Linked DNA regions of Homo sapiens: region 2 is linked to region 1. A link is a contact called in ENCODE Hi-C or POLR2A ChIA-PET data. All regions are on one chromosome and are shown on one strand. Each heading gives the region's core, a stretch centred on a gene start or an enhancer-like site at or near the end of the contact. The rest is flanking DNA. Distances are from core to core; before and after follow the strand shown. Region 1 holds the start of SKOR1-AS1 (SKOR1 antisense RNA 1). Region 2 has its middle 43 kb from the start of RNU6-1.

What was found. A loop is a pair of places that touch in the nucleus more often than their neighbours do. ChIA-PET counts read pairs that join two places held with the same protein, here RNA polymerase II (POLR2A). Pooled maps may share reads with other maps.
Region 2: a map of naive thymus-derived CD4-positive, alpha-beta T cell shows a loop between it and region 1 (11-fold over the local background). The contact joins the enhancer-like site here to the promoter of SKOR1-AS1 in region 1. A Hi-C loop is called at or near these places in 1 of 168 maps with a recorded cell type or tissue (naive thymus-derived CD4-positive, alpha-beta T cell), 1 of 37 single-sample maps with no recorded cell type and 7 of 50 pooled maps. POLR2A ChIA-PET finds 5 or more read pairs at or near these places in 5 of 52 experiments (AG04449, Caco-2, GM12878 and 2 more).

What each region holds. Positions count from the first base shown.
Region 1 is chr15:67,836,335-67,842,261 of GRCh38, reverse strand. It overlaps SKOR1-AS1 (SKOR1 antisense RNA 1), which reads left to right and starts at 3,383. Exons shown (of 3, transcript NR_120345.1): 1 at 3,383-3,552; 2 at 4,829-5,172. RNU6-1 (RNA, U6 small nuclear 1) reads left to right here and starts at 2,217; the gene lies at 2,217-2,323. RefSeq lists enhancers at 375-1,326, 1,822-1,871, 1,327-2,279, 4,903-5,433.
Region 2 is chr15:67,879,731-67,885,657 of GRCh38, reverse strand. No RefSeq gene overlaps it. Among named protein-coding and RNA genes, the nearest start is that of RNU6-1, 43 kb to the right of the region's middle. RefSeq lists a cis regulatory region at 2,837-3,337. Within about 2 kb of position 3,037, at least 4 of the 41 ENCODE cell types and tissues checked have a DNase peak (open chromatin) inside an H3K27ac peak, as active enhancers do.

The DNA.
Region 1 (5,927 bases), core at 2,134-4,633:
ATCACACCACCGCACTCCAGCCTGGGTGACAAAGTGAGACTCCATCTCAAAAAAAAAGAGTCCAGACATGGTGGCTCACGCCTGTAATCCCAGCACTTTGGGAAGCCAAGGTGGGTGGATCACCTGAGGTCAGGAGTTCCAGACCAGCCTGGCTAACATGGTGAAACCCCGTCTCTACTGAAAATACAAAAATTAGCCTGGCATGGTGGCTGAGGCAGGAGAATTGCTTGAACCCAGGAGGCAGAGGTTGCAGTGAGCTGAGATTGCACCACTGCACTCCAGCCTGGGTGACAGATCGAGACTCCATCTCAAAAAAACAAACAACAACAAAAAATCTACCTCTGGCTCAAAGTAACACATGCTCATGTAGCCAGAAATGTTGAACCAATAACTAGGTGTATCTCATGCTAGTTTCCACAATAAGGCATTTATGAAACCACCAGCCCTACCTGTTCTAAATAAATGAATAAAAATGTGGATGCTAATTGAAGATTAGCATCATCTCCCATCCATGTTAATGTGCTTTTTGGTTATTTGCAATTCTCTTTTGTAAATCTGAGGTAAACATCATTGTCCAAATTAGCTCTTTTCACTCAGTAAAGGCCATATTAGCATTCTGAGGTTTGCGTTTGCCTACTGCTTATTTAGTAAGGTCAGATGAGAAGCTAGTCAAATGACTTCCATTTCACTTAAGAGGCGTACCGAGTGGGGAGAACTCAAGCCTCCAAAGCCCGAACTCCCTGGCAGTGGCTCCCCAGGTCCCTCCCCTCTCTCAGTACTGAGCCACAGCACTGCTGGGAGCAGCAACTACCACCACAGTGGTCTCCCGGGAAGGGCTGGCCCAGATGGGTGACACTGAGTCAGGTGGTTGCAAGGTCCTCTGCCTGGATCTCGGTCCCCGTCCCCTCAGCGCTGCCGCCGTTATCATCAATGACAGCTCCAATGTCACCTTCTCTCTTGCCCCACTGAAGTGGCCATCATCCCCCAGGCACTTTCTATGCCACACTTTCACAGCACACGTCTCGGCATCCAGAGGGCTCTTTCATGTCTGCCTGGCTCCCCTGCTGGAACCGAGCTCCATGACCATAGCAACCCTGCCCACTCACGCATCCCTGAAGCCCGGGTGCTGACACCACAGATGTTCAATATTTGTTGAAGGAATGGAAGTAGGAAGGAAAGTCTGAGCTGGTCAGGGCTTCTGGAGTAACTCTAACAAGGAAAGCGGAGGCTGCACTTGTGGTCTCAAATCTTTTCCAAACTCCACTGCGTAAAAAAAAAAAAAAAAAAAAAAAAAAAAAGTCTTTGAAACCAGACTCGCATCCAAATCCCAACTACTTTAACCAGTGGCAGGATCACTGGAGCAGATGGTTTAACCTCCCAGAGCCTGTTTGCTAAACTGCAAAATGGGGGAAATGATACCATTTAGGTTAAGCGCCTGGCTCTTTCTAAATGTTGGCTCAAACGGTGGTGACCCTTCCCAGACTTCCACCACTACTGGAAGTTTGCGTCCCAAAGCAGACACCCTCATCGCCTTGGCTCCGAATGCAGAGAGCTAGTTCCGAGAAGCCGAGGGGAAGCTGAAGGCGCGCCCTGGCCAACCCTCCCCACGATCCCCCGCCGCAACCCCTGTCGGCCCCTTCCAGCCCACAGTGGGTGGCCCCAGGCCTCGCTAGGGTCACGTCTCTCGGGTCCCCGCGCAGGGAAGGGTCCAACCAGCGACTCGCAACCTTTTCGGGGTCCCGAGTCCAACACCCGTGGGAATCCCATGGGCACCATGGCCCCTCGCTCCAAAAATGCTTTCGCGTCGCGCAGACACTGCTCGGTAGTTTCGGGGATCAGCGTTTGAGTAAGAGCCCGCGTCTGAACCCTCCGCGCCGCCCCGGCCCCAGTGGAAAGACGCGCAGGCAAAACGCACCACGTGACGGAGCGTGACCGCGCGCCGAGCGCGCGCCAAGGTCGGGCAGGAAGAGGGCCTATTTCCCATGATTCCTTCATATTTGCATATACGATACAAGGCTGTTAGAGAGATAATTAGAATTAATTTGACTGTAAACACAAAGATATTAGTACAAAATACGTGACGTAGAAAGTAATAATTTCTTGGGTAGTTTGCAGTTTTAAAATTATGTTTTAAAATGGACTATCATATGCTTACCGTAACTTGAAAGTATTTCGATTTCTTGGCTTTATATATCTTGTGGAAAGGACGAAACACCGTGCTCGCTTCGGCAGCACATATACTAAAATTGGAACGATACAGAGAAGATTAGCATGGCCCCTGCGCAAGGATGACACGCAAATTCGTGAAGCGTTCCATATTTTTACATCAGGTTGTTTTTCTGTTTTTACATCAGGTTGTTTTTCTGTTTGGTTTTTTTTTTACACCACGTTTATACGCCGGTGCACGGTTTACCACTGAAAACACCTTTCATCTACAGGTGATATCTTTTAACACAAATAAAATGTAGTAGTCCTAGGAGACGGAATAGAAGGAGGTGGGGCCTAGGCAGATTCATCTCTGCGGTGCATTTTGCCTCTGGCCCTCGGGCCCTAGTTTGCGATCTTTCCCATCTTGCCTCTGCTTCCCTCTGCACAATCCTGAGTATTGCAGTACCTTACACTTAAGGAAATTTCGTCTTGCCAAAGTTGATCCATTTCAGCTCCGAAACATAACAGGAACTAGTGCAACGATAAACGTATGAGGAACTTGCAATAAGAGTGACAGAATCCTTTGAATCAAAAAAAAAAAAAAAGCCACCACTTAATGAGTATCTACCATATGTCAAGGGCTTCACCAATATTTCATTGAAATATTCCAGACCAAATAAATAAATAATAAAAGAAAAAAAGAAAAGGGGGAGGGGGCAGAAAAATAAAATAATGTTTAAAAAATTCCTGACAGCCCCACCCTGTGGGTTTTACTGTTTTACTGTCATCATTTTACACCAATCACTGAGAGGTAAAGCCTGATAAGACTTACAGAGGCACAGACCCTGAAAAGATCGGGACCCAGGTCTCAGGTAATTGAGTTACAAAAACACAGTCCCGAGTGGTAAGACAAAGAGGAAACAAAGTCCAACCACGTTCAGATTTCCTGCGATGACTTAGGCAATGTTTTCTGAAATATCTTTCCAACAGAAAAATGGTGCAACTGCTTTGCTAGTGCTTCAGCATGCACGTGGGCCCTGCGGCCACTGGGACCTCAGTCGATCTGCCGGGAGCGGCCGCACAGCTCCCAGCCTCCAGGCGCGCCGCAGGAGGACTGTTAGGCTCGAAGCCCCGGAGCCACCCAGGGACAGCGGCGGGTACTCTACCAGCGGGCGCTGGGAGCTGCCGGGCAGCATTCCATTCAGGACTCATTCCTTTTCTCTTCAGTGGAAGTGAAATGATCCTTTCCAGGTAACAGCCGAGCATAGGGGACTGCGGGACATCTCCGCCTCTTCCTTGGCTCTGGGCCTTCGATGTAAGGCGTTAGAGGACAATCTTTGTTGGCTGGATTTCTGTTCTTCCCCTAGAGATATCTGGTTCTTTGGAGGCCACTTGGGCAATTGGGTGAGTAGTTTTAAATGTCTCCCTTGGGATGCCAAATAAGAAAACGACCAATGTCGATGTGGCTCCCTCTCTTTCAGCACAGACAACCCATCAGACTGGAATATTATTAGTCTACGTATGTGGAAGGGGGTGTTATGGGGAGTAAAATAGAATCCAAGAGTGAAGGACTTGGCCCAAAAAGGACTGTTGAGATTGTTCTAAAGAAACTGGTCGGGCGCAGTGGCTCACGCCTGTAATCCTAGTACTTTGGGAGGCTGAGCTGGGAGGATACCGAGGTCAGGGGTTCGAGACCAGTCTGGCCAACAAGGTGAAGCCCTGTCGCTACTTAAAAGAAAAGAAAAGATTAGAACAGAAATTAGGAAAAAGACAGGCAGTTCCTAGCCCCAGAAAATCCAGAGACCTGGCTGACTTCCTTTCCTCTGCACTAACCTGCTGAGGGAACTTGGGCAAGTCTTCGCCTCTTTGGACACATAGAGTCAATGCATTGGCGTTGCAGGATGCCCTTCCAACCTCTGTGCTTCTAGATTCTTATGAATGTGTCTCCAGAAACTCAATAGTCCATGCATTGGCGTTGCAGGATGCCCTTCCAACCTCTGTGCTTGTAGATTCTTATGAATGTGTCTTCAGAAAGCTCAATAGTCCAGGCTTGAAAAAGCACCGGTTTGTCCTCCTTTCTGGGCCCCCTTTCTGGGCCCCTGGAGGAGAGGAGGGTGATGGACTGGGGTACATTTTGGGACTCTAAAAGCATTCCTGGCTTGAGTCTCAGGAAAGTGAATTCAGAGGGAGTTGTAATCTTTGCAAACACCAATACAATAGCACTTCTTGTATGCCAGGAGCTGTTCTCAGTGCTTTACATATATTAACAGAAAACAGTTCTATGAAGTAGGTACTGTTAATCTCCCTATGTTATAGATGAGGAAGCTAAGGCACAGAGAGATTCAACAACTTGCCCAATGTCACTCATCAATGACAGGGCAGCATTGAGACCTCAGTAAATCTGGCTCCAGAGTTTGTGCTCTTAGCCAAGCATCTGAGGATGGAGAGAGGAGATGAGGCTGTTTAGAATTCATGGGAAGAGCATGCAGATCCAGTTCTGCTTTTGTTGGTGTTCTGAATTCAAGGCAGGAGTCACATGTTTGCAACGGATCAAGGCTTTAGAGCAGGGTAGCTACGAATGGGTGGACCTGTGTGCCAGTGACCTGGAAAAGTATGACGGAGTGAAGGAATACCCCCTTTAGGACACAGTTGGAACAGGAACAAAGTTTTCCTTTTCTAGGTTAACAATCACTTACCTGATACCTGCTCCCAAAACGAATCCTATTGATGAAGGATCTTCTTTCTGAGCAGTAAACCTGTGTTTAATTAACCTTATGCAAATGAGCTTAATTGCTTATCAGTGGCTGTTGTCCAGAAGCACCTAGGGATTCCTTCCCTCAGACATTTTCAGCACCTAGATGAACCGCAAAGTTGGAAGCCTTTCATCTACACATGTGTTGTGTGCCTGTGGAGCCCTGGGCCCTGTGTTGAAGATTGCAAGGAAAAGCAAGGTGTGACCCCTGCTGTGGACTTACTTTCAGTCTTAGGGCAACAGACACTTACAACCAAGAATAACAAAGGGAGGTGAGTGCCCTGCTAGCCTCATGAACCGAGTGCCACTAGAACACAGAGTCACCTGTGCTCCAGGAGTTAAGGGGTCTTCTAAGTGGTGCTTTTGCACACAGGTTACCCTGATTTGCAGAGGAAATGGAGATGGGAAGGGACTTACTGCTTTCTCCCGTGGGGGTGAAAAATAAACCCACTTGATGCTGTCTCCAACGGCGGCTCCAACTTTGCTCAGTCTCTCACTCTGGATTTGCCAGAACAGGTGGGGATAGAGATCATCTTCCCACTGCGGATCCCAAGAGGGGCCCCGGCTTCCGTTCACTCTTGTCCCTTACCCCAGACCTGGGACTCCAGAGCCAGACCTCCTGTAGGCACCGCTGGGGACCAGGCCAAACCAAACACTCCAGGAGAACAGCCCACAGGATATTCTGTGTTCAACTGCCTCCTCCAACTTCCAGGCCCCACTTTTTCTCCCTGGGACCCCAGGCACCCTGGTCTGGGCCTTCGGGCGTTGGCTGTAATGCTTAAAATCTGTCGCAAGGTGGCAACATTGTGGCGAGAAATAGACTTTTTTTAAATCCTGGGTTTTTTTTTTCAAAGCATATTTTCCCTATTAATGTTTCATTTAACTTAATTAGAATCTGGTAAACTAATTAAAGTAGCTACGAGCCCCGCAATCAGCAATAATTAGTATAATTATTGATAATTACATCCATACCAATCGTTTGGTTATTAACATTTTTGGGGGGAACAAACCACTTCTGAAGGGACGC
Region 2 (5,927 bases), core at 1,788-4,287, 44 kb before region 1:
CAAACCATAGAAACAGTAAAAAGATCAGTGACTGCATGGGATTAGAGGGTGAGAGGTGAACAAGGGGATCACAGGGGATTTTTTGGGCCAATTGTTCTGTATGATACTGTAATGGTGGATATGCGACATTATGCATTTGTCAAAACGCAAAGAACTTCACGCCACAAAGAGTGAGCCTTAATATAAGCCATGAAATGTAGTGAATACTAATATATCAATACTGGTTTATCAATTGTGACAAATGCAAGATATTAATAACAGGGGAAACTGAGGGAGCGGTGGGAGGTTATATGGGAACGCTGCACTAGCTTCCCAAATTTCTGTTAACTGAAAACTGCTCTAACAACTAAAGTTCGTTAATTTAGAAACAAACAGTATCATCGCAGGATATTTCGTGTTAATGTACATCTGTGTTTTTTGTGTACACAAAAAGTCAGGAAGGACATAACCAGAATTAATAGCAGTTGTCTCAGCCTGGTGGGATTAATAGAGATCTTTCTCCTAGTTCTACTTGTTATTAACAACAGCATGCCTTTATCCTGTAAAGGAGTAAAGTGGGGCAGTGGGGGCTGCCCAGGACCGGGGACCAGCGGGCCCAGGAGCGGTTGCTGCCAAGCGACTCCGTGCCCCTAAGGGCACCGCAGTCCTCAGCGTCTGCTCCGCCCACCCCGTCCCTCAGCCTTTGCAACTGCGGGTCCCGAGGTTAGCAAAGAGACCAGAGAATTCCTCCGGTGCGATTGCGTCTGCACACGCGGCGGGCGACGGGGAGCCGGCAGGGCGGGCGGGGTCGGAAGCGGGGCACAGTGGGGCTCGGCCTGGGGCCGTGGACGCTCCGTGCAGCTGTGGGGAGGCGGGGGCGGCGGCCGCGCCCGCGATGCCTTCAGTTTGCTGGAATGTTCCTGCGGCAGAAGTGTACTTTGTTCCAGGGATGGGGGAGGGCGGAGCGGGGGCTGGGCCCCAGCGCGTCCTGGGACTTGGAAGGCTGCCAGCTTTCCGTTCCCAGGGTGCCTTCTGGCGGGGGCGGGCGTTGTCTGGTTTTCAGCATGGGCCGCTGTGGGGTTCTGGAGGGAACCCCTGGATTCCAGCGCCATCCCTGCCACCGACTAGCTGCAGGTCCCTGCGTGGGGTATCTTAACCTCTCTGGGCCTATATTTCCTCATCTGCAAAATGAGGCTAATCACATTAATAATAATGCTGTGATGGTTATAGCCGGGCACTGCTGTAAAGCACTGTGAGGTGCTCTCTGCTCGCAGCAACCTTTGGAGGTAGGTGCTGTTAATATAACATAATTACACTCTTAGTAGACTAATACTCACTTGCTGCCCAGGCCCTTTGGAAAGCGTAGATGGTCTGGCTGTAGAAAACCTGGTCCAGCCTCCTTCCAAGTAGTAAAACGTGCTATTATTATTTTCACTTTAAAGATAGGGACGCAGGAGCTCAGGAAGGTTAAACAACTTGCCCAAGGGCACACAGCTCCTAAGAGGCCATCCAGGATGCAAACCCAGCACTTTGGGAAGCCAAAGTGGGAGGATCCCTTGAGCTCAGGAGTTCGACACTAACCTGGGCAACATAGTGACACTCCATGATATTTAAAAAATATATTTTAAAAAAGGAAAACAAAAAGGCGGGGGACGCAAACCCAGTTAGTCGGTGAAGAGCCGCCACTCAACCTCTACAGAAACTGCCTCACTGCTAGTGTCTGGAAGCCCCATTATAAGCTTATTTGGACATTGCAATCCATGCAGCAATTCTGGGAGAAGTTTCACAAATAATAATTATTAATACTAAGTAATGATAATTATCACCAATTGAGGGCCATAATTTCAACACCATATATGTGCAACAATTATTTTTCCCATTTTAGAGATGAAAGAATCCAGGCGCCAGGTCACTCCAGTTCAATGGGGTGGAATCCATTCATCCTGAAGCGGAAAGGCAGCAACAACTTAGCTCTCACCTCCTTTGATAGGCAGGCCGACTCCTCCAGAGTCTGATTATGCCAGCCAGCCAGGAAGAGCAGCCCTTCCTTCCCCAGACATTGTCAAAATCAACTTTGCCTTGCCTGGTAATCTGAGGAGCTTCTAAGCTGCGAGGGTGTAAGGAGTCTCAGATGATATCTAACACCAAGCTGGGGAGTTGCTCTCCTCTCCCGGGTCTGCTGCTTCCAGGAGCCCGGTTGCCTGGTGCCTGTGGAAACGTTTCCTCCACTGAGTCTACCCAGAGGATGGAGGCAGAGTGCAAGACAGTTGCCCTAAATTGTGGACAAAAGAGAGCTCTGCAGCCGAAGCTCCGTGTCCCATTATCACTAGGCTCCTGTCCCCTCAATCGTATGACAGAAAAGTCATTGGATTCTCAGCCTCCTCCTCGGGTTAAAAGGCTGCCTTCTTTTAATGCAAATGTTGCCACTGCTTCTGGGCAACCCATCCTCCATATATTCTCAACCTCATGGGAAAGAAAAAAACTCTTATCTTCTGTAGTAAGCTTAAATGTTTCACGAATGAAGACAGTTTGGCAAATAGCCACATATTGCTATTGCTGTCATGTGGGCATGCAGTAGGTGCCGAATAAGTGCTTTGCATATTTGCTCCCTCTGTTCCGAATGTTCTTCCTCTGAATACTGACATGGTTCCCTCCCTCATCTCCTTCAGTTTTTACTCACGTCGCCTTTTCTGTGGGGCCTTCCCTGACCATAATATTTAAATTACACTCTCCCAATAGTCCTGATTCCTTTTCCCTGTTTTATTTTTTCCATAGCACGTATCACTGTCTTACACACTGTTATTTGTATTTATTTCATTTGTTGTCTGTCTTGCCCCCATTAGAATGTAAATTCCAGAAGGGCAGGATTTCTTTCTGTTTTCTTCACCACTGTATCCCCCAATGCCTAGAACTGGAAGGAAGGAAGGGAAGGGGAGAGAATAGCTTCCCTGGCCATTCCAACCCATTGTGGATACCACCCCCTTGGAGAAATGTGCATTTCTTTCCTGCACTATCTACTTGACACTTGGCATATCCTTACCCGCCACCTCAACTCCCTACTCTCCCCCGCCCCTTTGTAACATCTCTTGACAGTAGCTTCCTGTTCTGCTATATGACTTTGCAGATTTGTGTCTCATCTACTTAAGTAGACAGAAAATTTCCTGCCTTACAAGCAGGGGCAGAAGAGATCTGATCTTTGTATCTCCCTAGTACCAAAAACAGGGCTGAATTTCTGTAAGTTCCAGGGCTCCTTAGATTTTAAACAGAAAAAGTCCTCCTTCCTCCATCCCTTCCCCCTCCTTGCTCAGTTCGAATCCTAGTTCATCTCCATTAATATTAGACTTACTACTTAAGTTTGATTTGAAGTTTGATATTTGTTTTAAACCAAATAAATTCACAATGTTTTTGATAAACAACATTCAATATATATCAATGAGGATCAATGTGTGAGCCATTTAATTTCTTAACACAACCACTATATTTTCTCATTAAATGAAACAAAACTGCATACCTTAACTATGTTCTTGCCATAATCTGCACCCTTGATTTTTTCTTTATTCCTAAGAAGAGTTTTGGAGAAATTTCAGTGGCCAAAGTAAGAAAGAGAGGGAGACAAGGAATCTCATTCCCTGGAGGCGAACGAAGCCTGCTGGCTTCCTTTGGTGGTCACCCCACCTTACTCTACCCCTCAAGAATAAGGGAGGTACACAGCTAAAGATAGCTCTTACATAGCATCACACATGATTATAACAAACACCGAATTTGCCCTCTGTCTCCCTCTGCATTTCCCCAGGGCTGGCTCTAAGGTGGGCTGGTGGCACATCCAACTCAGGAGAAGTGGGAGACTGTCCTTGAAAAAAACTAATGACTGTATCATTTTTATCACCTAGGAAAATCTAAAAATGTTCACAAATCAGCATTTAGTTATGTGATTTGAACATGAAATTTCATCATTATATTGCGTGTGTGTGGTGATCTTGGTTCCTGGTATCTGTTAAAATTGAGGTGAAAGGTGCCATTCTGATTGGCTTGAATTTGAGAAAAATACAATTGAACGGGCCCTATATAATTCTCAACAAAAATAACTGCAGAGGCCTGGTATGGTGGCTCATGCCTGTAATCCCAGCACTTTGGGAGGCTGAGGCAGAAGGATTACTTGAGGCCAGGAGTTCAAGATCAGCCTGAGCAACATGGTGAGTCCTGATCTCTACAAAACATTTTAAAAATTAGGCCCGTGCAGTGGCATGCACCTGTGGTCCCAGCTAGTCAGGGGGCTGAGATGGGAGGATCACTTGAACCCAGAAGGTCAAGGCTGCAGTGAGCCATGATCACACCACTGCACTCCAGCCTAGGTGACAGAGTGAGACCTTGTCTCATAAAACAACAACAACAAAAACCCTGCAGGATCCTCATGAGATATGTGGGAGAGATGGATGAATAAATGCAAGCATGAACAGATAGATGAGAGAGGAACTGATCTATGGGTAGGTGGGTAAATTAAGAAATGCACGGATGGCTAAAGAGATGCACAAATGGATAGATAGACATGGTAGGTGATTGGCTATGCCGTGCTCCAGAGGCCCTGGGGCTACCACAGTGCTGACTTCAAAAGTGTTTGCTTACCCTTTGGTCTTCTACCCAAGATTTTGAGCTCCTGGAATGTAGAAATTTAATTGTATTGGTTTTTGTGTCCTGAGCCCCTAGTGCAGTGTCTGGCCCATTAACACAGGTATTAGTCAGGATGTAGTTTTGGCTGCTGTTACATACAACCTCTCATCTGCATGATGGAGCAATGCCAAGTGCACAATGCAGCCAGCAGGAAGGGAAAAAAGAGGAAGGAGAAGGCACACATCCTCTTCAAAGGCACATTTTACTTCTGTTCTCATCCCATAGGCGAGAACTTAGACACATGGCCACACCTAGTCAGAAGCATGCTTGGAAATTTAGTCTTATTCTGGGTGCCTGTGTCCAGTTAATAATCTGTGTTCTAAAAACAGCAGAAACAGGCTGGGCATGATAGCTCCTGCCTGTAATCTCAATACTTTGGGAGGCCAAGGTGGGAGGATCACTCGAGCTCCAGAGTTTGAAACCAGCCTGGGCAACATAATGAGACCCTGTCTTGATTTAAAAAAAAAAAAAAATAGCCCAGAATGGTGATGCATGCCTGTAGTCCCAGCTACTCATGAGGCTGAGGCAGGAGGATCACTTGAGCCTGGGAGGTTAAGGTTGTAGTGAGCCATGATTGTGTGACTGCACTCTAGCCTGGACAACAGAGCGAGACCCTGTCTTAAAACAAAAAAAAAAACCCAGCAGAAACAGATATAAGGCAGTTACTCTCCACTACATAAATTAGCAACAGATTCTTATGTTAAATGAATGAAGAAATAAATGGGGCCAGACACTATGGCTCACACCTATAATCCCAACACTTTGGGAGGCCAAGGCAGGTGGATCACTTGAGCCCAGGAGTTTGAGACCAGCCTGGGCAACATGACACAACCCTGTCTGCACAAAAAATACAAAAATTAGCTGGGCTTAGTGGCATGTGCCTGTCATCTCAGCTACTTGGGGGGATGAGGTGGGAGGATTGCTTCAGCCCAGGAGGTCGAGGCTGCAGTGAGCCATGATCGTGTCACTGCACTCCAGCCTGGGTGATAGAGTGAGACCACATCTCAAATAAATAAATAAATGGCATTGAAATAAATAAATAAATGACAAATTGAAATAAATAAATAAATGACATTGATTGTTATCTGAGAAGGACACGTATGCTGAGTCACATACAGTAGGTAAGTGAAAAAAGCAAGGTAGGATTAATATATAGTATGCAATTATTTGCTGTCATTCTTTACTAAGAGAAATTTTGTTGAGAGTGGAATGGGCCTAGATAAAATAGTTCACTCCCCAGGCTCCCTCCAAGTGGCTATGTGACACCACTGTGGCCACAG